4 separate regions of the Homo sapiens genome follow, and all the other regions are linked to region 1. Evidence: chromatin contacts called from ENCODE Hi-C or POLR2A ChIA-PET data. All regions are on one chromosome and are shown on one strand. Each heading gives the region's core, a stretch centred on a gene start or an enhancer-like site at or near the end of the contact. The rest is flanking DNA. Distances are from core to core; before and after follow the strand shown. Region 1 has its middle 64 kb from the start of EDN1. Region 2 overlaps LOC105374928 (a long non-coding RNA gene). Region 3 overlaps LOC105374928 (a long non-coding RNA gene). Region 4 overlaps ADTRP (androgen dependent TFPI regulating protein).

Region 1 (7,493 bases), core at 1,955-4,454:
CAAACAAACAAAAAAAGCCAGATGTGGTGGTGCATCACATGCCTGGGGTCCCAGCCTGGGCAATAGAGGGAGACTTTGTCTCAAGCAAAACAAAACAAAACAGAAAGAGTAAATTTCACCCTCCTGGTTTCTTTCTAATGTTTCCAGTCAGTGGGCTTGCTTTAACAAGTTCAAAGTTAGCTTAAAGCAATAGCTGCAATTTTTATTTCAAAATCTCTTAGCAATAATAATGCCTCCGTTTGAGGGAGATGAAGTGAAACAAACTAGAGGTTAAGAATCAGAACATCTGAATTTGATTCTAGGCTTGGATCACTTCCTCTTTTGTAACGTCAGGCCAGTGGTTCTTCCAGGCATGGGTAGACTGGACATCCTCCCTAGACGGTGAGATGAGCACCCAGCGGCATCGCCGTCGGCAAATCACTTAACCATTGTGACGTTCCATTTCCTTAACTCTATATAGAGGGAATGGAGCTCACTAGGGGTTTGGATTTCTCACTGCATATTAAAAACACCTGTGGCATCTTTTCTAAATACTGATACAGGGCCCCATCCCAGACCAGCTGAATCTGATCTCTGAGGATGGGGGATCACGCAATGGTATTTCTTTTGAGATGCTCCATCCAAGTGGTTCTAAGGTATAGCCAGAGTTTATTGTTCTTCAGGTTGAAGGTTGCTTTATACCAACCCTTCAGCATTCTAAGACTCGCTGACTCACCCCAAGGCTCACATGCCCAGGAGGAGACAAGAATTCATTCAGATGGCTTCATGCTCACTTCATGCCCACAAAATAAAAATAAAAATAAATAAGAAGGCATGGCCAAAGCAAAGTGTGTGCTTTTTTCCCTTCTTACCATTTTTTTTCAACCTAAAAAAGTTTTTGTTGAGGTATAACATTGGTACAGTTTGATGAATTTGTTTGATTGCTTGTTTTTGAGATGAGGTCTTACTATGTTGCCCAGGCCGGTCTTGAACGCTTGGGCTGAAGTGATCCTCAAGGGATCCTTGAGCCCAAGAGTTCAAGACCGGCCTGGGCAACCTAGCTGGAACTACAGGTTTATGCCATCGCACCTGGCTTGACTTTTTGCATATATACACACCCATGTAGCCACAACCCAGATCAAAATGTAGAGTATTTTCAGCCCCCACACCCCTCAGACGCTGGTCCTACTATTTTGAGAGGCTATAGGAGGACAACAGAATCTGGCAGATGCCTGTGTCCAGTGCCTGACATGTGATTTTCTAATTGTACTGTTGCATCCCACAGCTGTTCAAAATAAATACTTGGATGCAATTTTCTCATTTCTCTTGCCATTAGGTATGATGCAGAATTTGTTTTGGCTCCTGCTTGTGAAGTTATCGCACATGCTCTTTTTGTTCCTTTGGAAATCACATGCCTAATATTCCCTTTGTGTCTCAGAGATATTAATTGGATGAGCCCACTCCCCACTAGCTCTTGAGGGCAAGAACTAGTCCTATCTTTCTCACTCCTGCTGTATCTGCAGCCCCTATATGCTCATGAGCATTTGTTGCACGAAGGCTGAATAGAAGCATGGTATATGGGTAGTATAAAAAACAGTAGATGACATATTCTGTGACTTTAAGAAGTTTTTAATCATGTATATGGTGGAGGTATATTCCAAAGTTTGGTTGAGGTACATTCCAAATGCACTGGAAGCATGCTGTGAATAATTATAAAACAAAACATCGTTGGGTTCAAAATTACTTAATTTTGACTCAAATTTCAATAGACTAAAAACTTACAGGGGACAAGGAAAGCAAAATGAAGAAGTAATCAGAATGGTAGCCTAATTAAAGGAGAGTGGTTTCGTGGATGATGAGCTCAGGTCTTGAGAGATGCAGAGAGAAAAGACAAGCGAACACCCAGACTGGTGCAAAGATTCATGCAAAAATGTAAGGGCAAACATCTTGCAACACTTATGAAGTGAGGTGAAAGCACACTGAGTTGGATACAGAAAGGAGAAAATAACAGGGGAAAGAGAGAAGTTAAAAAGAAAACCAGTTGTTGGAGACCTTAAGTAATAGGCTCTAGTTTTTGGTAATGAATCGCTGGATGTGCTACAAACAGCATATGCAGGAGCTTGTTCTGGCAGCTGTGCAGAAAGCAGAGAGGAAAGCTGGATGTACAGAAATGATTAGGAGGCTGCTTTCCCAATCCAGACATGTACCAAATTGTGGGTGGTAGTAAGCAGGTACAATTAGTAATGGTAGTAATGAACATGAGAAAGAGAAGATAAAGGAGGTCAAGGTGTTCAACGTCATATTAAATATGCTGGTATTAGTCATAGAAATGGGAAATTTGGGACTGAGTGACCACCTAAGGGAGAAACTGACAGTCATACTCAGCTATTCTGTTAGCTGAGGGCATGTGAAATGCCTGGTGTTTGAGCAACACCAAAGGTAACATTCAGAATGACTGGACTGCCGTGAAACAAAAAGGCAGATAATCCCGCTCATTCCATTGCCAGGTCTGGGATATTTTGAGTCAAAAAGGCTAAAGTTGAGACTACTTAAACCCCACTTATTATCTTCTAGACATGTTTAATGTATTCATACACATGCCCTCCAGGAGACTTATGAAAGAGACAATTAGGATGCATATAGAGAAACGGGTGGGGCCACCACTTTCTGGCCAGGTAGATTGAGCCTTTGCAGCTTTAAGGTTTGGCTGGCATCTTGTCTGCAAACATTTGACTGTACCTGATTTGGTGCCATTAAAGGAAGACAACAGAGCTTCTTACAACTGCACATCAAACTTTAATAGCACTACAAGTTAGACAGTGGATGATTGTGTCCATTTAAAAGGTGCCAAATGGTTGATAACTGTGTTTATGTCTTGTTTCTAGATATGCAAGCAAAGATAAACACAATTGAAATGCATTCGTTGGGTTGGGAGCTGATCACCGGCTAGAATTTATAAAACCTTTGCATGCCCTAAACAGCATTTATTTCATAATTGTCCAAGTGCATAGCTGGTGGTCCTTTTTCCCTAAATTATCAAATACCAAACATTACTGGAGGCAGAAAAGCAGAATGCAAGGGGCAATCACAAGAATGGTAAACCCATTCTCAGACAGAGAGTGAGAGAGTAAGCTCTGCCTCTTGGGTATTCAAGCAGTGAACCATGCATGTGAAAAGAATTTAGCCCAGACAGGCCTCACCAGGCTCTCCAGGGAACATAGCGTTCTCACAGCAGCAAAGAAGGAAACACAAGAGTGACGTGGCCTTTTCTGCCAGGAGCATCTACAGTAAATTGTTCAGGTAATTTATGTCACTAAAGTATACAGTTTGTCATCTTCCAGACAGTAAAACAACACAAACACACACACACACGCATATTCTTTTAAAAAGAAAGGAAAATATAAAGGAGTCAAAATAGAGCAAATAATAATGCTCTTTGCAATATGAGTCTAAATGCATAATGTTGCCTCTATGATTTTTTAAAAATGAAATGAAATATTCCCAGTATAATATGTTTGTGCCCATTCTGCAGATATTAAAAAAGAAAAATATTTTCTTGTCACTAAAATATTTTAGTGCATTTTTAATTTGGGTATGTAATTTCATTTTGGAGGGCAACACCATAATAAATGGAGCACATAAATATAATATAATAAAATTCAGAGTTGTTGCTTTTTCATGATTACATGATAGCCAGGTACCCACTTTTGTGTAGAAAGCTACTTTGATCAATTGCACTGATTAAATGGTTGTTACACAAGTTCACAATAGGTTACAAATCTTGATGCACATAGAGACTTAGAGAAATATTAATCGTTTCAGACATACCTTGCTTCTGTAAGTCAATCTTAGATCCCAGTTGGTGAAAAAAGAAAGAAACAAGGAAAAACTGTTACAGTTCAAACAATATTGTGGGAATTGGCAAAAATGCAGCAAATGCCAAAGGAAATCCTGTGAAGGCTCTTGAGCCAAAGGCTGCATAACTGAAGTTGGAACTGGCCCCAAGAAATGTTGCACAACCACATTAAAAAGTGGACAAAGGGACAGGCACGATGGCTCACACCTGTAATCCCAGCACTTTGAGAGGCCGAGGCAGGTAGATCACATGAGGCCAGGAGTTTGAGACCAGCCTGGGCAACATGGTAAAACCCTGTGTCTGCTAAAAATACAAAAAAATTAGCCAGGCATGTGGCACACCTGTAATCCCAGCTACTCAGGAGGATGAGGCAGGAGAATCGCTTCAACCCGGGAAGCAGAGGTTACAGTGAGCCGAGATCGCATCACTGCACTCCAACCTGGGTGTCAGAGCAAGACCAAAAACAAAAAACAAAAACAAAAAACCAAACATAAAAGTGGACAAAGAATGCGAACAGACACTTTTCAAAAGAAGACGTACATGCAGCCAATAAGCATATGGAAAAATGTTAATTATCACTAATAATTAGAAAAATCCAAATCAAAAACCACAATGAAATACCATCTAACACCAATCAGAATGGCTATTACTAAAAAGTCAAAAAATAACAGATGCCGGCAACGTTGCAGAGAAAAGGGAACTCTTATACACTGCTGGTGGTAGTTTAAATTAGTCCAATGTTGTGGGAAACATTGTGGCAATTCCTCAAAAAACAAAAAACAAAACTACCATTCAACCCAGAAATCCCATTACTGGGTATATACCCAAAGGAATATAAGTCATTCTACCATAAAGACACATGCATGCATATGTTCATCGCAGTACTATTTACAATAGCAAAGACATGGAATCAACCTAAATGCCCATCAATGGTAGGCTGGATAACAAAAATGTGGTACATATACACCATGGAATACTATGCAGCCACAAAAAGAGTGAAATCATGTCCTTTGCAGGAACATGGATGAAGCTGGAGGCCATTATCCTTAGCAATCTAACACAGGAACTGAAAACCCAATACCGAATATTCTCACTTACATGTGGGAGATAAATAATGAGAACATATGGTGCTATGGTTTGGATCTGTGTCCCCACCCAAATCTAATGATGAATTTTAATCCCCAGTATTGGAGGAGGGGCCTGATGAGAGGTGATTGAATTGTGGGGGTGATTTCCCCTTTGCTGTTCTCATGATAGTGAGTGAGTTCTCACAAGATCTGGTCATTTAAAAGTGTGTAGCACTTCCTCCTTCACTCTCTTCCTCCTGCTCCAGCCATGTAGGACATTGTGGCTTCCCTTTCACCCTTCACCGTCCACCATGATTGTAAGTTTCCTGAGGCCTCTGTAGCCATGCCTCCTGTACAGTCTGCAGAAATATGAGCCAATTAAACCTTTTCTCTTTATAAATTACCCAGTCTCACGTAGTTCTTTATAGTAATGAGAGAATGGACTAATACAGAAAAATGGTACTGGGAGTGTGATATTGCCATAAAGATATCTGAAAATGTAGAAGCAGCTTTGAAACTGGGTAGTGAGCAGAGGTTAGAACAGTTTGAAGGGCTCAGAAAAAGACAAGAAGATGAGGGAAAGTTTGGAAGTCCTAGAGACTTGTTAAATTATTGTGACCAAAATGCTGATAGTGATATGAACAGTGAAGGCTAGGCTGAGGTGGTCTCAGATGGAGATGAGGATCTTATTGAGAACTGGAGTAAAGGTCACTCTTGCTATGCTTTAGCAGAGACTAGAGACATTGTGCCCCTGTCCTAGAGATCTGTGGAACTTTGAACTTGAGAATGATTATTTAGGGTTTCTGGTAGAAGAAATTTCTAAGTAGCAAAGCATTCAAGATGTGGCCTTCAAGATGTGGCCTGGCTGCTTCTAACAGCATATGCTTATATTTGTGAGCAAACAAGAGATGATCTGAAACTGGAACTTACATTTAAAAGGGAAGCAGAGCATAAAAGTTTGGTAAATTTGCAGCCCAGCCATGTTGTAGAAAAGAAAAACCTATTTTCTGGGGAGGAATTCAAGCCAGCTGCAGAAATTTGCATAGCTAAAGAGAAGCCAAATGTTAATAGTCAAGACAATGGGGGAAATGCCTTGAAGGCATTTCAGAAACCTTCACAGCAGACCCTCCCATCACAGGTCTGGAGGCCTAGCAGGGAAGAATAGTTTTGCAGGCTGGGCCCAGGGCCCTAATGCCCTGCATTACCTCAGAACACTGCTCCCTGTGTCCCAGACACTCCAGCTCCAGCCATGGCTAAAAGGGCCCCAGATATGTCTCAGGCTGCTGCTCCAGAAGATGTAAGCCATAAGCCTCGGCAGCTTCCACATGGTATTAAGCCTGCATGTGCACAGAGGACAAGTGTTGAGGCTTCGTAGCCTCTGCCTAGATTTCAAAGGATGTATGGAAATGCCTGGATGTCCAGGCAGACGTCTGCTGCAGGGGCAGAGCCCTCATGGAGAACCTCTACTAGGGCAGTGTGGAGGGGAAATGTGGGGTTGGAGCTCCCACACAGAGTGCTCACTGGGGCCCTGCCTAGTGGAGCTGTGAGAAGAGAGTCACCAACCTCCAGACCCTGGAATGGTAGATCCATCAACAGCTTGCACCATGTACCTGGAAAAGCCACAGGCACACAACACCAGCCCATGAAAGCAGCCAAGGGGGCTGTACCCTAAAGAGCCACAGGGGCAGAGATGCCTAAGGCCTTGGGAGCCCACTCCTTGCATCAGAGTTGCCTGGATGTGAGACATGGAGTAAAAGGAGATTATTTTGGGGCTTTAAGATTTAATGACTGTCCTGCTGAATTTCAGACCTGCATAGGGCCTGCAGCCCCTTTGTTTTGCCTGATTTCTCCCTATTGGAATTGGTATATTTACCCAATGCCTGTACCATCATTGTATCTTAGAAGTAACTAATCTTCTTTTGATTTTACAGGCTCATAGTCTGAAGGAACTTGCCTCATTTCAGGTGAGACTTTGGACTATGGACTTTTGAGTTAATGCTAGAATGAGTTAAGACTTGGGGGACTGTTGAGAAGGAATAATTGTATTTTGCAATGTGAGAACAGGAGATTTGGGAGGGGCAGAGGCAGAATGATATGGTTTGGATTTTTGTCTCCGCCCAAATCTCATGTCAAAGTGTACTCCCCATTGTTGGAGGAGGGGCCTGGTGAGAGGTAACTGAATCATGGGGGTGGATTTCCTCCTTGCAGTTTTCATATAGTGAGTGAGTTCTCACAAGATCTGGTTGTTTAAAAGTGTATAGGACCTCCCTCTTCATTCTCTTCCTCCTGCTCCAACCATGTAAGATGCACCTGCTTCCCCTTCACCTTCCACCATGATTGTAAGTTTCCTGAGACTCCGCAGCCATGCTTCCTGTTCAGCCTGCAGAACCGTGAGCCAATTAAACCTCTTTTCTTTATAAATTACCCAGTCTCAGGTACTTTTTTTTATAGCAGTGTAAGAATGAACTAATACACATGGACAGAACGAGGTGAACAACAGACACTGGGGCCTGCTTGTGGGAGGAGGGTGAGGAGAAGGAGAGGTTCAGGGAAAAAAATAAACTGCTAGGTACTATGCTTAGTACCCAGGT
Region 2 (7,493 bases), core at 1,987-4,486, 890 kb after region 1:
TATTACTGGAGTGAATTGAAAATCAGAGAGTTAATAAAACTGTCTTCTTGGAGACTTCAATGTATTAAATAACATTTAAACATCATTTGTAGGCCGTGTGCAGTGGCTTACACCTGTAATCCTAGTACTTTGGGAAGCTGAGGCGGGTGAATCACCTGAGGTCAGGAGTTCGAGACCAGCCTGGCCAACGTGGTGAAACCCCGTCTCTACTAAAAATACAAAAATTAGCCAGGTGTGGCAGTGGGTGCCTATAATCCCAGCTACTCAGAAGGCTGAGGCAGGAGAATAGCTTGAACCTGGGTGGGCGGAGGTTGCAGTGAGCCAAGATGATACCACTTCACTCCAGCCTGGGCAAAACAGCAAAATTCTACCTCAAAAAATAAAAATAAAAAATAAACATCATTTGTAGGTTTTTTAAATCCCCAAATTCTTTCCTGTGTCACCCAAGCCACCTGCCGACCTGATCCTTAAGGTTTTTAAGCAGTAAAGCCTTTCTCTGTTTCATAAGTTGGGTGGCCCCAGTGCTCCCCATTTCTCCCTCACACATGTGCTCTTCGCAGAAACATGCAGATGTCCTACATCCACACCCATACGGTTGGCCTGTCCATGGCCTGGGTCTAAAAGAAACCCCGGCTTTTAAGGTTGCTGTTTTCTTTTTCCTTTAAATCATTGTATTAATGTTGACTCCAAAGCCCAAACAAATATGATGCCAGGGAGAGGCACAGCAGGGCCATATGAAGGGATTAGATTTCTTTAAATTACAAAAACAGTAAGAGCAGGAGGACTTTAAAGTCAACATTTAATATTGAGCCATGCTCATGTTTTTGCTCCTTGGCTTAAAAAAACAATATTGCCAGAGTTGACTACAAAGCTCCTTAGCAATGTCTGACACAGCTGAGAGAGGTGTGCAAACACCAAGTAGCATCTAAAGAAGGGTCCCCTGCCCTTTGTATCTTGGCCAAGGCTGGAAGTTCTGAGACTCTTGAGAATAATGTTTATGCTCTTCACTCATAGGAAAATAAAGAATAGTGTATTAAATGATATTTTTATTTATTAGTTTTTTTAAAGGTTGTCTTAGTCCATTTGCATTGCTATAATGGAATGCCTGGGGCTGGGTAATTCATAAAGAAAAGAGATTTATTTGGCTCATGGTTCTGCAGGTTATACAGGAAGCACGGTACCAGCATCTGCTCAGCTTCTGGTGAAGTCCTCATGAAGTTTCTACTCATGGTGGAAGGTGAAGGGGGAGAAAATAAGTCACAGGACAAGAGAGGAGGAGGCCAAAGAGAGGGGAAGGAGGCAGCAGACTTAACAACCAGATCTTGCAGGAGCCAAGAGTAAGAACTCACTCCATCTTGTCAGAATGGCATCAAACTGTCCCGAGGAATCCACCTCATGACCCAAACACCTCCCACCAGGCCCCACCTGCAACACTGGGGATCACATGTCAACATGAGACTTGGAGGGGACAAACATTCAAGCTACATCAAAGATTCACTATTCTGAACAAAAAAAAAAAATGAGGATAAGTGAATAGATCTGCCACCAAAACCCTACCCGCAAAATTGTCTCTGAACTATTTAGTCCCAGAAGCAGCAACATCAGCATCACTCAGGAAGTTGTAAGAAATGCAGATTCTCAGGCCCCTGCCTGGACTTGCTGAATCAGAAACTCTAGGGGTGGGGCCCAGAAACAGGTGCTTTAACAAGCCCTCCAGGTGGCTCTGAGGCAAGCCCGAGGCTGAGCACTGTTAGTCTCACGCAATTCACTACGTGAAAGACTGGAAGTGTCTGCATGTAAGCCAACCATAAGGCACTGCTTCATTGCTTACTGATGAGAGATGAACCAATAGGATCTCAGAGAACCTGACCCATATTATTAGCATTTTGTTTGTTTGTTGTTTTTGTTTAATTGAGACAGAGTCTCGCTCTTGTTGCCCAGGCTGGAGTGCAATGGCGCGATCTTGGCTCACTGCAACCTCCGTCTCCCAGGTTCAAGCAATTCTCCTGCTTCAGCCTCCCAGGTAGCTGGGATCACAGGCATGTGCCAGCATGCGCAACTAATTTTGTATTTTCAGTAGAGACAGGGTTTCATCATGTTGGTCAGGCTGGTCTCGAACTCCTGACCTCATGTGATCCACCCATCTTGGCCTCCCAAAGTGCTGGGATTACAAGCATGAGACACCGCGCTGGCCTAACATTTTTGTTTTCATGCCAGAGGAAAAAGAATCAGGTGGAGATGAATACACTGTTTCATTATGTTGTTTTCAGCCAAGGCCCATTGGTGTAAAATATATAAAATCAACTGGGTGTCAAAAAAAGGTAAAAAAACAAACCCACTTAGATGATCTTTTTTTTCTTTGCAATAGGAAATATAACATATTTAATTTTCTTTCTCTTTTTCAGTTAACTGTGAGAAACATAAGACAAAGCCAGGAAAGATAACTCAGTTTTCTATCATGGTTAATTAAGAGAGGCAACAGGTTTTACAAGAGTGCTGATTTTCTTGAAGGGCAAAGACTTTCATTCTATCTCTTTAGTATTCAGCCCACTCCTTAGTTTGAAATAGGTGTCCAATAAACATTCACTGAAATTATGGCAAAAGGTAAATAAGAGCAAGGAAAGAAGTACAAAGACAAAACATAGAAAAACAGCCCAGAGAGAAATATAAACATGAGATAAAGAAAAAAAATGATAGAAACATATACAGAGAGAAAGAAGACAACAAGGGGAAAAGAAAGGAAAAAATGACAGAGGTTAAAAGCAAAGAGATGACACCTTGAGATGCAAAGGACTAAACCGATTTATAAATTATAGGGACAAGGCTCACGAACTTCCAGTTCAATAATCTAGCTAAGGAATGCAACATTTCCCCTTTGAAAAATTATTTCTGAAAACCCTTGTCCCAAAATACTGGCCAATGTCAAAGCCCAAGAAGTAGATTTTTAGGGGCTTTCCCTACTGGGAGAAGCACCTTTTGTCAAATGGAGATACTGGATCTACAATGAGTTGCTGTCCCAGGGTGCTCAAACCAAGGAGGGTGAATAGCTATGAGAAATGGGGCAGATTCTTGTATGAAGAGAAGAGGGGAAGGAGATCTTGGTTCTTTTAAAATATTCCACTTTGCAGAGAATATTTCTCAGAGTTTCAGCTGCAGCTGTTTCACAGACATGTAAGCATGGGAAACATGGCTCAGTGGACCAAAGTCTGTGAATTCTCACCTTGAACCACAATTCACTGCTAACTTCTCAACCAGTCACTATCCTATCTCATGCTTAGTTTTGTCTCTAAAATGGGAATAGACTAATATTATAAGGTGCAGAATAACCAACAAAATTGTTCCTGAGAACTTAAAGATGCAAACAGTAATTACCTTTTAAAATTTGTGAATAGTGTTTTATAGCAGTAACCTAATAGTTCAAGAGTGATTGTGGGCAGGGTTGGCCTAAGGGAAAAATATGATTTGATGTAAATGTTGACAGCAGACATCCAGTCACTCCAAAGAAGGGATATGATTGTTCAAGAAAAGATAATCAGGGCCGGGCGTGGTGGCTCATGCCTGTAATCCCAGCACTTTTGGGAGGCCGAGGCCGGCGGATCACTGGGTCAAGAGATCAACACCCTCCTGGCCAACATGGTAAAACCCCGTGTCTACCAAAAATACAAAAAAAATTAGCTAGGCATGGTGGCACACTCTTGTAGTCCCAGCTACTTGGGAGGCTGAGGCAGAAGAATCACTTGAACCTGGGAGGCAGAGGTTGCAGTGAGCCGAGATCATGCCACTGCACTCCAGCCTGGCAACAGAGCAAGACTCCGTCTCAAAAAAAGAAAGAAAGGAAGAAAGAGAAAGAAAGAAAGAAAAGATATCAGAAAGCACAAACTACCATAATACGCAAAAAGAGCCAGGTCTTAAAAGTTATAGGACTTCATCTGTTTCCAGGTAAGGGAAGTTTTTCCAGTTAACACTTTCATTCAGTAAAGCACCAACCCTCCATGCAGCGTCACTGGAGGCTGGACATGCATTTTGCCATCTGGAAATCAACAACAGAGTCCAATAAGGTTAAACAACCCACACTTCCATTCCTACCTTTCACACTCAATCAAATGTCCTTATCTCTCTGTAGGCTAGAACTTCAAATAATGTGGATAACAAGGTATTTCGTGCACAAATGGAAAATAGAATCCATCTTACAGACAGTTCCATAGCTTCTTAAGCTTGTTTGAACTTGCCATTCTTTTGATATTTAATGGAAATCAATCCCTAAACATCATACAGAGGAAACAAATTAAAGAGTTAAACTTTTTGCTCAAAGAAAAACATTACAAAGAAAAGAGGGGTAATAGTGAGAAACAACATGGAAATATTTGTTGTCTATACATGTATGGAGATGTAAGTCTCCACATAAAGATATATGCTATCCTTCAATCTCTATGAAGAAACTTCTTCTCTACCTTCCTTTTAAGAGTGGCAGATCTGGGCTGGGCGCAGTGGCTCACGCCTGTAATCCCAGCACTTTGGGAGGCCGAGGCGGGCAGATCACGAGTTCAGGAGATAGAGACCATCCTGGCTAACACGGTGAAACCCCGTCTCTACCAAAAATATAAAAATTAGCTGGGCATGGTGGTGCGTGCCTGTAATCCCAGCTACTCAGGAGGCTGAGGCAGAAGAATTGCTTGAACCCGGGAGGTGGAGGTTGCAGTGAGCTGAGATTGTGCCACTGCACTCCAGCCTGGGGGAACAGAGCCAGAACCCGTCTCAAAAAAAAAAAGTGGCAGATCTGAATTTCTGTGCATCTCACATTGGCCCTTTGGTGGCTTACTGTGTATATCTTCAAAGCAAAGAGTACTGGGGCAATGGGAAGACATTTTTCCTTGTGCAACACTATCCTAACAAGTGTGGTTATTATTGAATCAACTTATCTAACTGGACAAATAATATCTAAGCTTCCATGTGAGTATTATTTTATCAAAAAAATGTACTTATAGCATTTTCTATTGATTAGATTGTTACACTATTTTTTAAAAATAAAAAGAAAAGGCAAGACTTTGATTATGTGGCTGCTAAAACATAACAATGACCTTGGGTGAAGCCTGAGAGACAGCACTTCCCTTGCTGACTTATGACAAATATTCAAAGGCATGGAATTCTAGGGCAAGGAAAAGACAACGTAGATTTAGCCCATTAACAAAGTCCCTATCTTGTCATTTAAAGCTCTTTCTCCACTTGAAGAAAATACAAGGTTGATTTTACTAGGACCTGTTGTTAGGTTTCCAACATCACGTGTCTCTTGCATTTGTGAACAGATTCTGGCAGAACACAAGAGAGGAGGCAATTAAAATGTTAAGTTCCGTGTACACAAGAAAAATAAAGTGGTATAAGTGTTCATATTTAATGGCAATCATTTAAAAAAGTGTTTATGCAACATATGCCTTTATGAAAACATATTTCTGTTTTGTTTTTTTGTTTTTGTTTTTTTGAGGCGGAATCTCGCTCTGTCACCAGGCTGGAGTGCAATGGCGCGATCTCAGCTCACTGCAACTTCCTATTCCCTGGTTCAGGTGATCCTCCTGCCTCAGCCTCCCGAGTAGCTGGGATTATAGGCACGAGCCACCATGCACAGCTAATTTTTGTATTTTTAGTAGAGACAGAGTTTCACCATGTTGGCCAGGATGGTGTCATCTCCTGACCTCGTGATCTGCCTGCCTTGGCCTCCCAAAGTGCTGGGATTACAAGCATGAGCCACCACACCCAGCCAACATATTTCTGTTTTTTGAGATCACATTCTTCTCTTGCCCCAAAAGAGTGAAGAGAACTAACATTTATTGAGTACCTACTATAAGCTAAGCACTTGACAACATTATTTTCTTAATTTTCCACAACTGAGTTAAGTGGATGTTATTATTCTCATTTTCACATAAGGAAACTGAAGCCAAGAGGATAAAAACTTGGTCAGTGTTATCAAATAGCTGCTGGCCGAGCTGGGATTCCAATTAGTTGTGTGCAACTTGAAAACCAGAGGACTTTCTATTTTATGCTGTTGCACCATTTTTTTTTAAATTTTATTATTATTATACTTTAAGTTTTAGGGTACATGTGCACAATGTGCAGGTTAGTTACATATGTATACATGTGCCATGCTGGTGTGTTGCACCCATTAACTCGTCATTTAGCATTAGGTATATCTCCTAATGCTATCCCTCCCCCCTCCCCCCACCCCACAACAGTCCCCAGAGTGTGATGTTCCCCTTCCTGCGTCCATGTGTTCTCATTGTTCAATTCCCACCTATGAGTGAGAACATGCAGTGCTTGGTTTTTTGTCCTTGCGATAGTTTACTGAGAATGATGATTTCCAGTTTCATCCATGTCCCTACAAAGGACCTGAACTCATTTTTTATGGCTGCATAATATTCCATGGTGTATATGTGCCACATTTTCTTAATCCAGTCTATCATTGTTGGACATTTGGGTTGGTTCCAAGTCTTTGCTATTGTGAATAGTGCCGCAATAAACATACGTGTGTTGCACCATTCTTTAACAATATTGATTTGGAGTTCTAATGTGTCTCCTCTTATTGCTGATTGCCAAAACACCCAATCATATACTTTCCCATATACATCTATCCATGTATGTCCACAGTATCATGGTGAAGTGCGTGAACTTTGGAGTGAAACTACCTGCATTCAAACACCAGCCCCGACTAACTGCATACACTAGGCAAGGGACTTAACTACCCAGACTCATTTTCCCATCTGTAAAACAGTTATGATGATGATAGTGTACGTAGCTTAAAAATGGGGTCTAGAACATTTTAAACACTATGCAAGTGTTAGCCATGACTGTTTTATCAATAAGGGTGGAACTTTTGGGTAATATCCACTCAGTGAATCTTGGCTGGAACAGTCTGGGCAATGAAAATTTAGTGCTAAGGAGTCCAAGATTTAAATTTACATCAACTTTTAGACTGGCTAAGCTTTCTTTCTGCTCCATGCCTACAGATTCTCTAACTCCACTCAGCTATATTAATGAGTATCATGGATCCAAAGGGATCCCTGAATTAGAACAACTGTATGCTCTCTACAAAACACATGACTTCCTGAGGATCATAGAGTGGGTTAGTCATGCAACGGAATATGAGCCTTTTAGTGTTAGAATTAAATACACTGATTCTACGCCCCCACTCATAGCAGCATCATTCACAATCGCCAAAAGGTGGAAGAAACCCAAGTATCCATTGACAAGTAAATGGATAAACGTGTGGTATATTTATACAATGGAATATTATTCTGCCTTAAAAAGAATGGAAATTCTGACACACGCTACAACATGGATGCACCTTGAGAGCAAAATGCTTAGTGAAATAAGTCAGTCACAAAAGAACAAACACTGTATGATTCCGCTTACGTGAGGTACCTAAAGTAGCCAAATTTGTAGAGAGAGAAAGTTGAATTGCAGTTGCCAGGGGCTGTGGAGAGTGGGAAATGGGAATTGCTTAA
Region 3 (7,493 bases), core at 2,679-5,178, 840 kb after region 1:
TATAAGAAGAAAAAGAGTACCCCTGCAGTAGAAATATCACTATATTAGTGGAAACAGTGCTTTGATTAGCTGATACTACATTACCAATATGTAAATAGGAAAGGATAACACATCAGATTACCATACCAGACAAAAGCATTGATGAACATTCAGATTCCTTTTGCATAAACTTTTCCATTTGAATATCCAATTGTTTCAGCACCTTTTGTTAAAAAAAATTTTCCTTTGCCCCCAGTATAATTACTTTGGTGCGTCTGTTGAAAATTAATTGAGTGTGTAAGTGTGAGTCTGTTTCCGAGCTCTCTATTCTGTTCCATTGATATTTGTTAGACCTTATGCCAATACCATATACTATCTTGATTAACTTTAGCACATTTTGAATTCAGATAGGGTAAATCTTTCAATTGTCTTTTTCTTTCTCATGTTCATTTGGGTCTTCTAATCCATGAACATAGTATATATCTTCATTTATTTGGGTTTTCCTTAATTTATCTCAACAATGTTTTGTAATTTTTAGTGTAGAAATTTTGTATGGTTTTATTTAATTTATTTGTAAGTATTTTACATATTTCTAATTGCTATTGTAAGTGGATTTTTAAAAATTTTTCAATTGTTTGCTGCTAGTACATAAAAGGACGATTGTGGAGTATTGGCCATGTATCCTGTAATATTGTTAAATTTGCTTATTAGTTCTAGTGGTTGCTTATACGTTCCTTAGAATTTTCTACATCAACAAACATTATATTCTTTATTTCATTTTCTTGCCCTATTTCATAGGCTAGGACTTCTATTACAACATTAAGAGGGTACATCTTTGCCCTGAGTCCAATCTTGAAGGGAATACGGTTAGTCTTTCACCACTAAGCATTATATTAACTATAAGAATTTCATAAATATCCTTTATCAGGTCAAGGAAATTTCCATCTTTTCTTAGTTTACTTAGTGTTTTTTTAGGGTTTTATGTATGTATTTATTTAGATTTAGAAGATACAAGTTCAGTTTTGTTACATAAATATATTGCATAGTGGGGAAGTCTGGGCTTTTAGTGTACCTGTCATCCAAATAGTGAACATTGTACCCAATAGGTAATATTTCAACCCTATCCTCCTCCCACCCTCCCACCTTTACAGTCTCCAGTGTCTATTATTCCACTCTGTATGTTCATGTGTACCCATTGTTTGGTTCCCGCTTAGAAGTGAGAACATGCAGTATTTGACTTTCTGTTTCTGAGTTATTTCACTTAGGACAATGGCCTCTAGTTCAATCCTTGTTGAGCAAAAGACATAATTTCATTCTTTTCTATGGCTGAGACGTAATATATATGTATATATAATATGATATTCTCTTTGTCAAATCATCCATTGATAAATACTTAGGTTGATTACATAACTTTACTATTATGAATAGTACTGTGATAAACATATGAGTGCAGTTGTCTTTTTAGTATAATGATTTATTTTCCTTTGGGTAGATACTTAGTAGTGGGATTGCTGGATCAAATGGTAGTTCTATTTTTAGTTCTTTAAGAAATCTCCATACTGTTTTCCATAGAGGTTGTACTAATTTACATTCCCACCAACAGTATATAAGTGTTCCCTTTCTGCTGTATCCTCATCAGCACTTGTTGGATTTTTGGCTTTTTAATCATGGCCATTCTGGCTAGTGTAAGATGATATCTCACTGTGGTTTTAATTTGCATTTCTCTGATGATTAGTGATGTTGTGCTTTTTTAAAATATGTTTCTGGGTCACTTGTATGTCTTCCTTTGAACATGTTAAGATGTAAACCCAACAAATGAATGTAAACAACCAGATGTGGAACATCTTTGGATTACTTTCTATCCAAACTCTAATTCTGTCTTTATGGCCACATAAAAAAGACGAAATCTACATTGAAATCTCGGTTTGGTGAGTTCACAGTTTCTGCTGCTGGTTGGTAATTTCCTTAACTACCCTTTCCATATTTCTAACAATACACTAAAACACCCATTAGTCAATGGTCAATCCTGTGCTTTATTGTAATATTTTATAAAATATATTCCTTCTCCTCACACCTCCTTAACATTTACTTTTTAAAACAACTGGTAACTTAATAATACCTGGTAATTAGATTCATGACATTATGCTCAAAATTACTTTACTAAAATATCCCTAGCTTGCCAACAACAGAAATGGAATGTTCTTTTAATGCTAAATTCTGAAAGGAAAAGTCTTCAAAGAAAGAAAGTTCAAATAGTGGCCACTCAACAGCAGGTTTTTAGTGTTTAATATATTCAGTGAAAGGTCCGTGGGTAAATATTCAGTGATTAAGTGGCCAAAATACAACTCACAGCTTTTCCTCTAAATATCAGATATAAAAAGAAAAACTATTAGGCATTTTCAGTGGTTTTTAGGTACTTGTAGGAAGTTCTGGCTTTATGTATAGCTTTTTTATATATGTGTCTACTGTTAAATTAAGATCCTATTTTATATCAACATTTATGTTAAGCAGTGTAAAGTTACTTGACCTCTGGTCCGTTGAAGTGCTTCTTAGTTGTGGTTTGAGACACTTTCATCCAATTTCATAGCTTTCATTCTCAAACTTCATCAAAAGGAAGAATACACAGGACCTTCAGTAACATGTAGACAGTAAGAAAAAAAAACTTTAAGTGAGATAAATAGGGAGTTTTATACGTGGTGGGTGGAAGCTCTTTGTCTTTTTTTCTGCGTTTTGGCCTTAACCTCCAACAATGAAGGTTGGCAGAGAATGTATCAGGATTGAATAAGTCAGCTGAGTACACATTGGCATGGTGTTCAGTGTAAGCTGTTCTATGACCGAGGCCACCAGTGAACTGCTTTTGACTGTTTAAGAACATTTAGGAACTGTGAGGTACTGTTCTAAGAAAATGTCTTTAAGGTCATGGATAATGTGCCTCATGGTGGAGCACTATTTCTTTATAGTAATTCTCTGTGGTTAATTTAGATTCTAGATTATCTTGCTGAGCCTTGAGGAATTTCCCAGCATTTCAGCATCAAGTATGGTTGTCAACCCTGCGGCTTCCTCAAATCAAAATTTACAATAAATGTAAATATCTTCAATCTCTTTCTGCAATGCAACGCTGCAGTCAAGCTGCCTATTGCAAAGAAGACATCAGAGGTGTGGCCCTGGAGATTTTTTCCAGATGGTCTTTCTGAAAATAGGATACTTTTATGAACAACAATTTATAATTAAATCAAAACATTAATGCACTACAGAGAACAAAAGCTCAACCAGCTATAAAGGTATTCCATCTAACATTTGTGTCAACCTTTATATCATCTAAACACAAAACAATTGCTAGCAAAAACATTTCAAAAGCATCATGCATGCCTGTACATTGTGAATAGCAGATTTCCTTCAGTTCATTTGCCTTTTCTTTGTTGTTCTGAAAGAGGACAGACATTATATTATTGAGCTCTAAAACTCTTGTGATCAACAGAAAAAAAGAACATCTTTAATTGCTCCCAAAGCAATAGATGATCCTCCCACAACAGAAAACTGATTTCGACTTCTGCATATTTAAGGCAGAGGAAGAGCAAGGTGTGGAGATATGTTGGGATTATTTCTCTAAAGTTCTAGTTACCATGATTGCCATTTTGAAAGAAAGTCTACTAGATATAATCTAAGCCAGGTCACACCAGAATTCCTTGTTCATTTCCCACTTCTCAGTTATTGTAGTGTGACATTTCACAGCCAAACTTCCTGCATCAGCTTCAGGAGGGAGAAATCCCACATCCTTCTCTCTGGCCCTGAGATTCATCAGTGAGCCTAACCAATACCGGTGATTGCTTTTTCTCAGCTATGTCCTCCATATTAGCGACAGTAGGAAAGAAGTGAATCTCTCACTTCCCCGTTTCTTCCCAGTGCAGCTCTTGTAGATCTCAAGCACCTGTTTCTGTTGTGTTTTCAAACTGAATAATGTGTTTCAAAGAACTTTCTCAGGACTGCCTCACCAGAAAGTACCCTGAACTCCAGCAGTGCTTAAACATTAAAAGGAGAAAAGAAACCCTTTGAGATTTGGTCAGCCTCATTTTCATCCAAAGGTGTATTTTGTAAAAACCAAACTTCAAATAAAAATGTTAAGTGATCTTTGTTTTTATTCTCTTCAAAGTTTAGGGGTGAAATGCCTTCATTTTGTTCTTCACTTTCTTCTTCGGCATTGGAGTTCTGTGTATTGCTGTTGTTTCTTTATTGGTTTGTTTCTATTCAGGAGTTTCATCATTTTTTCCATTTGTGTCCTGATTTAATTATCACAATTATCTTATTTATTTTCAATGTCCACCATGTGGATTGTTCAGATGACCAGTAAAATCAACCATTGCTGGCATAGCATAATTGCAAATAACTCTTCTGTAAGTACTAGTTTTATAAATCATAGAGTTCTCAAAGTGTTTGACAATAATGTTTACTCAGCCAATCAGGTGTTTTACCTTGTAAGTTAATTTTTCTACATTTCTTCACCCACCTCAGGCTTCTTTCAAGGTCTTGTAGTAACCTGAAGGCCAGATTGGGCTTCATTTTCTTCCATGTGCAGTTGGGAACTGCATACAAGTTTGATGTTGTAGCCCTACCAGCAAGCTAGCCCGCACTCCCTACCCGCAAACTCAGGCCCTCCTGCCTTCCTGTTAGTGATGGGGAAAGAAAATCAACTTAACATGACTCGTGTTTTCATTTTCTTTATTTGAAATGTCTGTGTCAAGTTTAGTATCAGGATCAGGCTGACTTCATAAAATGCACTGGGATGTGTTTCTTCCTCCTGGGTTTCTGAAAGCATTTGTGTAAAATTGTTATTTTTTTCTTACCTAAATGTTTAACAGAGTTCAGAGGGAGATTTTGATAACAAATTCAATTTCTTTTATATATATAGGACTAGTTAAGAATTTTTATTTCATCTTGTGTCAGTTTAGTAAGTTGTATTGTTCAGAAAATATGTCCATTCCTTCTAAGTTGTTGAATTTATTAGCATACACTTGTTCATGTTTGTTGGATCTGTAATATATTCACATACTTATTCCTGATATTGGTGATTTCTCTTTTCTTCTGCATGTCAAACTTTAATGTCATTTCCCCTAGAAAAACCCCAAAATGTTTTATACCTATTAATTTCCTCTATCATTTGTCTGTTTTCTGTTTCATACTTTCCTCCTCTTATAATATCTTTATTGTTTCCTTCCTTCTACTTTCTTTGTTTTTGTTGTTATTGTTGTTGTCTTGAGGCAGAGTCTCACTCTGCAGCCCAGGCTGGAGTGCAGTGGCAAGATCTCACCTCACTGCAACCTCCAACCCCCAGGTTCAAGAGATTCTTCTGCCTCAGCCTCCCAAGTAGCTGAGACTACAGGCATGTGCCACCACGCCCGGCTAATTTTTGTATTTTTAGTAGAGACAGGGTTTCAACATATTGGCCAGGCTGGTCTCAAACTCCTGACCTCAAGTGATCCTCCCACCTTGGCTTCCCAAAGTGCTGGGATTAGAGGCATGAGCCACCACACCCGGCCCCTCTACTTACTTTGGATTTACTTTTCTCTTCTTTCTCTGGATCTTACTGTGGAAACAAAGGTCATTCATTGTATACCTTTCTTCCTTCCTATCCTAAGCATTTAAAAGGTATAAATTTCTCTTTTAGCACTACTTTAGCTGTATTCCACAAATTTTGATATATTTTCATTATCATTCAGTTTGAAATAGTTTTAATATGTCTTATGACTTTTTTCTTTGACCCATGGATTATAGACAATATGTGTTTAAATTTCCAGATATGTGAATTTTATCCTCCTTTGACATCTTATTGTTTTTGGTTTCTAATTTAATTCCACTGTGGTCCAAAAACATTGTCTGCATTATTTTAATCTTTAAAATGCGCTGAGACTTGTTTCATGGCCCAGCATTTCGTTTATCTTGGTAAACATTACATGTTACTTGAAGATAATGTTTATTCCGCAATTGTTGGGTGTAGTGTTCTATAAATGTCAATTAGGTAAAGGAGAGTGAAGGCATTATTCAGATCTTTTATCTACTTGTTCTGCCAATTGCTGTTATTAAATGTTAAAATCTCCAACTATATTACATAAGCAGAATAGGCACAAAAAATCTCCAACTATCATTGTGGAGTTGTCTCTTTCTCCCTTTAATTATGTTACTCTTTCATGTCACGTATCCTAAACCTGTTTTATTAGGCCCATATACATGTATAATTATTGTGTCTTTATGCAAATTTATTCATTATTACAGTATGTCTGTTTTTACTTTTTGTCTTGTGGCATCTATTACATCTGATATTAATATAGCCAATCCAGCCCTCTTAGGCTTACAGTTTGCATAATAAATCTTTTCCTGTCATTTGCTTTCAACATATCTGTATTTTTATATTTAAAGTTCATCTCTAATGGAGAAACTATGTTGAATCTTACTCATTTATCTCCTTTGAGAATTTATGAATTCTAATTGGAGCATTTAGTTCATTTCCATTTAATTGAATTATTGACAGAGTTGAGTTTAGACCAACAGTTTTACTACTATTTTCTGTTGGTCCTGCCTGCTTTTTGTTTTTAAATTCTGTTACTACTTTCTCAATTTTTTTTGTTTAATTCAATTTTTTTGAGAATTATTTTTTAATGAATTGTTGGCTTTTTAGTTATATAACTTTATATTGTTTCAAGTGGTTGCTCTAGGGGTCATAGTTTACATTCTTGATTTTTCACAGCCTACTTAGATTTAATATTGGACCATTTTGTGTAAAGCAGAATCTTTCTGAAAATAGAGGTTCATTTACTTCTTCTGTTTTGGTTGTCATATGTACTTCATCTAAAAATGTTATCAATCCCACAATACAATGTGGGGTTTAAAGCAAATATAGATTTTTCTTTAGTCATGTTTATTTATAACAAATTAGGAGAAAGGGACAAATCTTAATATTTAGCCACCTATATATCATTTGGGGCACTGCATTGTTTTCTAAAGACTGAGTGTCCACCTGGCATTAATTCCTTTTGCCTAAAGAACTTCCTTTGTGTTTCTAGCCAGGCGCTGTGGCCCATGCCTGTAATCCCAGCACTTTGTGAGGCCAAGGTGGGCGGATCACGATGTCAAGAGATCTGAGACCATCCTAGCCAACATGGTGAAACCCCGTCTGTACTAAAAATACAAATGTTAGCTGGACGTGGTGGCTCACACCTGTGGTCCCAGCTATTCAGGAGGCTGAGGCAGGAGAATCGCTTCAACCCAGGGGCCGGAGGTTGCAATGAGCTGAGATTGCACCACTGCACTCCAGCCTGGCAATAGAGCAAGACTCTGTCTCAAAAAAAAAAAAAAAAAAAAAAAAAAGAATTTCCCTTGTGTTTCTTGTACTGTAGGTCTGCTAATAAAAATTATTTTCATTTACCTGAAAATCTTTATTTTGCCCTCATCCTCAAATGTTTTTTTTTGCATTTAGTTGACTTTTTTCCTCCTTTCACCATTTTAGAAATGTCATTCCACTG
Region 4 (7,493 bases), core at 2,695-5,194, 620 kb after region 1:
CGTGTGTGTGTGTGTGTGTTTTAGGAGAGGGCCAGGCACGGTGACTTACGCCAAGCCGCCAAGCCAGCACTTTGGGAGGCCAAGGCGGGCAGATCACTTGAGGTCAGGAATTAGCCGGGCTTGGTAGCACATGCCTGTAATCCCAGCTACTCAGGAGGCTGAGGCAGGAGAATTGCTTGAACCCGGGAGGCAGAGGCTGCAGTGAGCCAAGATCGTGGCACTGCACTCCAGCCTGGGTGAGTGACAGAGCAAGACTGCATCTCCACCCCCCACCCCCGCCAAAAAAAAGTAGGGAGAGGGGAGCAGTGGGCAATAAGCAGGACCAGAGAGAGGGTGAGACACATTGCAAAGTCCTTGGTAGCCAGACAGAGGAGTTTGGACTAATGTGGTAGGTAAGAGGGAGCCACGGTAGGTCCTTGGGCATCTAGGGAGCATGACCTGGAAAGCTTCATCTAGCAGTGTGTAAGAGGTAGACTGGAAGGGGAACAGAGAATTATGGGCACTGTAGGCACCCTGGACACCCTGCCATTCTGATTTGCCATTTTCTCTCCTGCAGCACACTTTCATATTCCCCATCACATTGGCTGAAGTCGTCCTCAGGCCTCACTCCTATCCATCAAAGAAGACAGGACTCACCTTGCTGGCTGCTGCCAGCATTGCTTACATCAGCCGGTAAGAATTACATGGAGAAAGTCAACTTAGGCTTGTCGTTCAAGACCCTGAGGGAAGTTCCAGAAATGTGTACTGTTCTGTCAGAATCCCTTTATCTTGGTTTAATAAGGATTTAATCATGTTTACATTTCCAGGTAAGAAGCATTCTTATTGTTTGATTTTAATGCTCATGGAAACCTCCCAAGCACAGAAACATGCAGGTGTGCACACACATACACAGCAAGTCACAACTTCCCCTCTCTCTCTCGTGAAGAATTAATCATTGCAAAGCCACTCATCTTGCTTTCCCAAGAAAATGTTGCTCCTTGGTTCTATCTTCAATGAACATGCTTGAATGGCTGAGGGATCTGAGGCATCTAACTACATTCTACCTGAAAAGTCATTTAGTGGGCAGAGCATGCTAGGTTTGTCCACTCCTGTTGCCTGTTTCATTATGGGCTTATTTGCATCAGCAGCTGGCATCAGAGCTCCTAGAAGGCATTTGGGCAATTGCATGGGAGATGATTTCTGTAGCTGGCCTAGATTTCGTCATTCAACCACCTGGCAATACTCATTTTCAGAAACGCTGCCCAATAGTCTATAATCAAGGGAACGTGCTTGGCCTTTCACCCAGTGAGTGGGAAACTTTTCTTCCATTCTATAACCTTCTCATCTAGCACCATGCTTTTGTTCCTTCTGAAAGAAAGAGGCTTGCTGAACACAAGACCTGCAGATTGGAAGCTAATCAGTGTTCCTTCTCTAGACTCACACAAGCTATTCATGTGTGACAATCTGGACAACCCTCCGATCCCTATATGCGGGGAAGTTTAGTTCAGTTCAGTGCTCTGTCAGGGATGGAAGCGCAGAGAGAGAGAGAGAGAGTGCATTCCAAAGAACATGGGCTCTAGCAGTGCCTGTTTTATGGACTCGACCAGCCTCTGTCTTAGAGCAAATAAACTTGGTGCCCAGACCTCATCTGCTGTTTTCTCCCTAGCCCTTCCTTCCCTTTTGTGGTGTCTACCCCTCCCACCTTTCTGTGCCCCTCTTTCCCTGAGTACCCAAATCTTTCTTCTCCCATCTTAAAGAAAGCACTTGCTCAATAAATCTACCCCCAGACTCCAGTGCTCTATATTGTTCTTCAGCCTCTGAAGCCTTTACATTTTAACAAAGGGAATTTCAGAGAACGAGGCTTAAGCTTGGGTCCTACTGATAGTTGATGTCTGGAGCACTCTGTTGAAAAGGATTCTGAGGCATTACCAAGAAAAAGTTGTGTGATTATTTGGCAATGACTTTCAATAGCATGACAATGGACAGTGGTAAGATATATGCTATGTGTTTGCCATATCTGGCTTAATACAAAGGAATATATCCCTAAAGACAGAGTATCTGGGACCTGGATTGGGGTAAGAGTATAGACACATAAAGATTTTGTTGTTGTTGTTCTTGCATGTGTTGAAGAGAAGCAAAGTGGAATCTAGCTGATTATACACATGAATTTGTATGCTGTATTTTTTTTGGTGGTCTTTAACTTACTCTTTTATTGCCAAGTGTAAATCTGGTAGTTCATATATATGTTATTACCTTTTACTTACTAATGTCTTCTACCTAAGGACTTGTAAGTTGATTTTCAGTTCACATATCTGACCCTTGTTTTTCTTTTCCTTTTTGGGGATGAAGAAGATGAAAAGCACCTAAGGCCACTGCTGTTATTGGGGAAAATTGTAGTGGCTATAAAAATGAGTAGTAGAGGCCAGGAGGTTGGTTTGTCAGTACCTGGGCGGGTGTCCCCATGATGCAGGTAATTAGGATGTTGGAGAAAGAAATGCCACAGGATGGGAGCCAGGTACAAGTGCATCGTTATCCATTCAGTGGTTCACCAGCGCCAGGCACTGTGCTAAAATATGGAGGATACAGTGAAGTTCAGGAAACCTGCTACCTTTAGAGGCTGTCCGGGAAAGAGGAGCATAACAGACAGTGGGAGACAGGGTGATAGGACTGTAATAGGCATAAGCCCAGGATGCTATGGGCACACAGAGAGATGTGCAGGACTGGCTTCTTAAAGGGAAGCACTGTCTAAGCTGAGGCCCAAGGAATGAATAAGAATAGGTCAAAAGAGACATGGAAAAGACCTTCAGGCAGAAAAAACAGCATCTGCAAAGGGCTGGAGGAGCTGAGGGTATGGCTGAATTGGAGGACAGGGTAAAGCCAGGTCGTAAATCCACATTAGTGCGTTTGGACTTTTAAACCAAGTGCTTTTCTGTAGAAAAGTGTTATAATCAGAGGAATGAAATGATGTGGTTTATGTAAGAAAGCTGATTAGAAAGATGATTCTGGCTGAAGTGTGGACATTAGACTGAAGAGGAACAAGACAGGTAGACCAGTTGGTGGCATTGCTGGTAACTCAGGGGAGTTGATGTTAGCCAACTGATGATAACATCAGTCAATCCACAAATAAAATCAGAGAGTGTGAACAATGGGAGGTGACTTAGAGATGACTTAGCATTGGAAAACTAAATCTCCAGTAGGGTAGATGACATGCCCATGGTCATATGGCAGAGGTGGGGTAGAGATGCAAAGCTGGTACTTGAGCCAACTAAAACTGAGGTCTCCTCTCTCCAAATCCAGTTGTCTTTCCACTGTGTTTACATGGCCAGGTATTTGTTCAATTCCCAGTGTGTGCAAAACCATTCAGCTAAATGCTGGATGGATGGGCATGCACAAAGCTTGACCTAGCTCTGCACTTTGAAATCTTTCACGTGTTGTTCCCAGCTCTATGTGCTTGGATTAGACATTAAAGTACTGGTAATGAAGGGAGTGGAGGGAAGGGATGGAGACCTGTCACCAGCAGGAACGTGACTGGGTGAGCCCCAGTGCCCAGTGGGGAGCTGAGGTGGTTTGGGATTTCGTCCTTCATGAAAAATGCTAAGTTGGTATTTGGTCCACTAAGCCCCATTTTTGCTAGAACAAATCAAATATAGACACTTAAAGGAGGGTGTTTGATGTGATCCTGTTGATGGAAGCATCTCTATTTCTGCTCACGCCCTGGTTAGAGGAGCTCAGACTCTTTGGTGCCTGCCAACCCCACCCTTACGCAGTTTCCAGGGCCCCTGGCTCCTCACAGCCACAGATGGCCATGAAGTTCTACAAACTGCAGACACCCATGGAGACGTTTTAGGGAAGTGGCTATGGGCCCACTGTCAGATGTGCCAGTTTGGACAGTCAAATGGGGAAATGGCATAACACGAATGAGGTAAAGAGCATGGGCTCGGGCCAGAGGGAGCGTGAGAAACGAACATGAGTCAGGAAAACGGCACTGAAGCTGAGCTGGAGAAGCATTTCACCGCCGAAACCATGTTCAAATGACCTAAAAATAGTTCCTGAGACCGTGGGGACCGCCTTACATGTGGTGGTTGCTTTTAGTTATTTTTCAGATTGCAAAATTGAAGAGCTCTCCCCTAAGTGGGAAAATAAAGCTTTGCAAAATAGTAATGACTGCAAAGCTTTCATTTCCTTTGGAAAGCATTAGTCACCTTTAAATATGGTAGCTCACTTATTTCTCCCTTCTCTCCTACCCCAAAACACCTCACCTAGTTCTCCCTGAGGCAGTGGTGAGGAGCAAAAAAATAGAAATGTTCCTTCTGCTGGTTTTTATTCTTTCTTTTATTGAATAAATATTTTCCCTAACACATGGTTGGTCCTGCCCAGAAAAGCAATGTTATATCAGGCCAAGCTTCAGCCTGCAGGGGGTTTATCCTTAATAAGTGGAGATGACCCATGCATACAAATTATAAGTGCAGAAGATGGAAAGTGGTAAAACCTCATAAAAAAAACACAAGGAGCCACAGAAAAGGAAGAGTTTGCATCCAGCTGAGCGGTGTGGGAAGGGCACTGTGGAAGGCATGCATTGGATCTGAGCCCTGAAGGACCGGCAGGATTGGAGCTAGAAAAAATGAGAGAAGGTAAACAAAAGGAGCACAGTCCCAAGGCCAGGAGAGTGCAGAAAGCGTGAGAGCAAGGGTCAGTAATTCTCTTTGCTGGACCTGTTTGTGAAAGAGACTAATGAGAAATATCCCTGGAACTACCCACTCATGAAGGCTTGCAGATGGCAGACTAGAGGATGTTGGACATAGTATAGAAAATGGGAGCATTTGTTGTTGCTGTTGTTTGTTTGTTTGTTTGGAGTGGAAGCAAGGGTGAGCAGTATTTGTAACTTGGCCAGCAAATTATGCTTTAAAATGTCATTCTTGACAATAGTGCTTCAAATAAGTTGGAGTGACAAGAGATGGGAAACAAAATAAAATATAAACCAATATAAAAATAAAAACTAGCCAGCACATTATGTACTTTGATCACAATGTCTTAGTTTTTATGTATGGTTATTTCACAGTTCCAGTGATATCCCCAAGCACCCTTCTGCCTTGGAGGTCTTGGTCCAGTTTTCCAAGGAGTTCCAATAATCTGCTGAGTGCTCACACATGCCCCTGTCGTGCACTGCACAACCCATGCTGCACACTGTTCTGAGCATTGTTCTTACACACAGATAGCAAAACTGTAATCCCCACTGGGTCCAACATCCCCACCTGGCACAGTGTTAAGGGTTAGCACACCATGCCCACTGCTGATGCCAACAGTGTCATTTACCCATCAGCCCCCTGTGTTGGTAGAATTAACAATGTTACTCGCCACAGCAACCACCCCAGCTGGCCTGGAGTGCATCATCACACTGCTCTTGGTAGACCAGAAACCTACTGATGCTGCAGGTGTCCCTGCTAGTGTGTAAAGTATTGCATGCCCCGTACAAACACTGCACAGATATGCAGCTGTCACCCAGCCTTGGGGCAGATGTTTGTAAAGTCCCTTCCCCAAAGTAGTTGCTATGAGGCAAGAGAGAGAATTACTTTCTTTTATACTGTGCTCTCCAGGGTAAGATCCCTCAGCAAAGCTTCCTGGGTTCCCAGAAGTAACAGTTCTTTAAATTCATGCCTCATTTACAAATACATGTACACATCTTACCCTGAGAATACATTAAAAACTGCCAAGGGGTGGACTAAGCTGAGTTCCAGGACCAGCCACCTTGCCATTTCCAGAATCAGCAATTCTCTTCTTCTCTTTCTGGTTTTTATTCATTTTTCTATTGAATAAATATTTTCCCTAACACATGGTTGGTCCTGCTCAGAACCAACCATGTTGTGAACTCCCTACCAGAGCCACTGTTACCGTTTCCAAAATATGACCTTCAACTGAGATCATCCAGGTCAACCATAGCTTTATAACCTCAACTCAGCAGGGATTGGAATCTCAGCACCATTTTCCACAGAAGAAATCCTTACCCTACCTGTAAATTCATATATGAAAATTAATTAAAAAGATGCCACACAACACATCCTTGTTGTCAACATGCGGGGTCCAGCCCAGCCAGGATCCAAACTGAAGAGGGATGGAGGTGGAGGACTAGGAGAGGAGAGGGTATCTCATCTCCTGCTCTTCTCATCTTTCCTGTTCAAACCTTAGTTCTTATTCAACCAAAATGCCTGTAACAGAAATCAGAAATAATAACGGCATGAAGAGAGTAAAACTGTAGAATCAGAAATGAGAGACATGCCTGAGACACATTGTTGAAACAACAGAATAGGTTTTATGGATTGATTGACATGTACCACACAAATGAAAAGGAAAAATTAGGATAATTCTAAAAATTTTAAGTTAGTAGACAAGAAAAATGGTGATTCCATTGATAGATGAAAATGAATTGTGAAAGTAATCGTCTTGGGTATAAGTAAAACAGTCAGTTTAATATCCCATATCTAGGTCTCATTTCAAAAATACTCTGGTTTAATTGGTTCAGGATATGCCCTCAGCATTGGAATTTTTAAGGCCCTCAAGTCAATTCTAATTTTGAGACAAGATTGAGAATCACCTGCCTGGAGGAATTTCCATTCAGAAATTCAGACCCTGCAGTCTCAAGAAAGATGGGGCTGAGGAGATGCAGCTAGTTGAACCCTCGTGGAGTGACAAGATTGCTGGAAAGAGAGAGAGGAGAGAGGGAAGATAAGTAAGAAGCAAACACCAGGGAAAGGCCCTCCTCTCAGGGACAGGAGGGGGAAGGAGCAGCAAAGGTAGCAAGGAATTACCAGGTAGTAGAAGGGCAGGAAGTTAGAAAACCATGGGCCCTGAAGGCAGAGAGGCTTCAAACTGGAAGGGGGTGTCTCAGGGAGGGGTTGGGCAACAGCTCTAAATGCCGTGATGAGGTTGCCACCCCAATGACTCTCATCACTGCCGACACCTCAACATCTAGGTAAACTATTTGACTAACACTCTAGCCTTGCAGTTTCTCCTGACTCTTTCTGTTTGATTTATTCTCCTGGGCTGGAAAGACGTGACCTGAGGGTTAACACCGAAAGAAAGAATTATATGCCCAAAGCCCACAAAACTCCGTTATCTGTTTATCTGCCACCCACAGACGTCGGTATTTCTCTACTGATAAGACGCAGAAGTTATGAATTTCTTGACAGCCATTATAATGCTCTAAGATTTAGGATAAGGAGACCCTAAAAGATTAATTTTTGGCTGCCATTTGGTGCCCACCCAGTCCAACTCACAGAGGTTCACGTAGCAGATGGCTCAAGAAAGATGTGAAATTGCTCTTTGAACTGAGGGGCAACGTCATTGGCCTCTTCAAAGTATTAGTAAAGTGAGATTAACCAAAACTTGAAAGGCCACTGGGTACATTTCCAAATTTCCAGAGCCTGTGGTGGTCTTGGTGAGTCAGGCGACTGAGAGCCGTCCATAGCAGTGTCCTACAGAGCCACCCAACACAGCCATTCATTTCAAAATTCAAAGAA

The links. A loop is a pair of places that touch in the nucleus more often than their neighbours do. ChIA-PET counts read pairs that join two places held with the same protein, here RNA polymerase II (POLR2A). Pooled maps may share reads with other maps.
Region 2: a map with no recorded cell type shows a loop between it and region 1 (9-fold over the local background). The contact joins two enhancer-like sites. A Hi-C loop is called at or near these places in 2 of 37 single-sample maps with no recorded cell type and 2 of 50 pooled maps.
Region 3: a loop to region 1 is called in a pooled map, with 4 times the contacts of the local background. The contact joins two enhancer-like sites. A Hi-C loop is called at or near these places in 1 of 37 single-sample maps with no recorded cell type and 2 of 50 pooled maps. POLR2A ChIA-PET finds 5 or more read pairs at or near these places in 1 of 52 experiments (activated naive CD4-positive, alpha-beta T cell).
Region 4: a pooled map shows a loop between it and region 1 (9-fold over the local background). The contact joins two enhancer-like sites. A Hi-C loop is called at or near these places in 9 of 37 single-sample maps with no recorded cell type and 5 of 50 pooled maps.

What each region holds. Positions count from the first base shown.
Region 1 is chr6:12,350,387-12,357,879 of GRCh38, reverse strand. No RefSeq gene overlaps it. Among named protein-coding and RNA genes, the nearest start is that of EDN1, 64 kb to the right of the region's middle. Within about 2 kb of position 3,204, at least 5 of the 41 ENCODE cell types and tissues checked have a DNase peak (open chromatin) inside an H3K27ac peak, as active enhancers do.
Region 2 is chr6:11,463,199-11,470,691 of GRCh38, reverse strand. The region is part of intron 1 of LOC105374928 (a long non-coding RNA gene); the gene reads right to left. Among named protein-coding and RNA genes, the nearest start is that of TMEM170B, 71 kb to the left of the region's middle. Within about 2 kb of position 3,236, at least 2 of the 41 ENCODE cell types and tissues checked have a DNase peak (open chromatin) inside an H3K27ac peak, as active enhancers do.
Region 3 is chr6:11,511,271-11,518,763 of GRCh38, reverse strand. All of the region lies in intron 4 of LOC105374928 (a long non-coding RNA gene), which reads right to left. It also overlaps the pseudogene THAP12P5. Among named protein-coding and RNA genes, the nearest start is that of TMEM170B, 23 kb to the left of the region's middle. RefSeq lists an enhancer at 3,662-3,711. Within about 2 kb of position 3,928, at least 3 of the 41 ENCODE cell types and tissues checked have a DNase peak (open chromatin) inside an H3K27ac peak, as active enhancers do.
Region 4 is chr6:11,728,747-11,736,239 of GRCh38, reverse strand. It overlaps ADTRP (androgen dependent TFPI regulating protein), which reads left to right. Exons shown (of 6, transcript NM_032744.4): 4 at 557-672. It overlaps LOC124901258 (a long non-coding RNA gene), which reads right to left. Exons shown (of 2, transcript XR_007059452.1): 2 at 4,993-6,182. Among named protein-coding and RNA genes, the nearest start is that of ADTRP, 46 kb to the left of the region's middle. RefSeq lists enhancers at 3,483-3,572, 3,853-4,152, 6,537-6,706 and a cis regulatory region at 6,621. Within about 2 kb of position 3,944, at least 17 of the 41 ENCODE cell types and tissues checked have a DNase peak (open chromatin) inside an H3K27ac peak, as active enhancers do.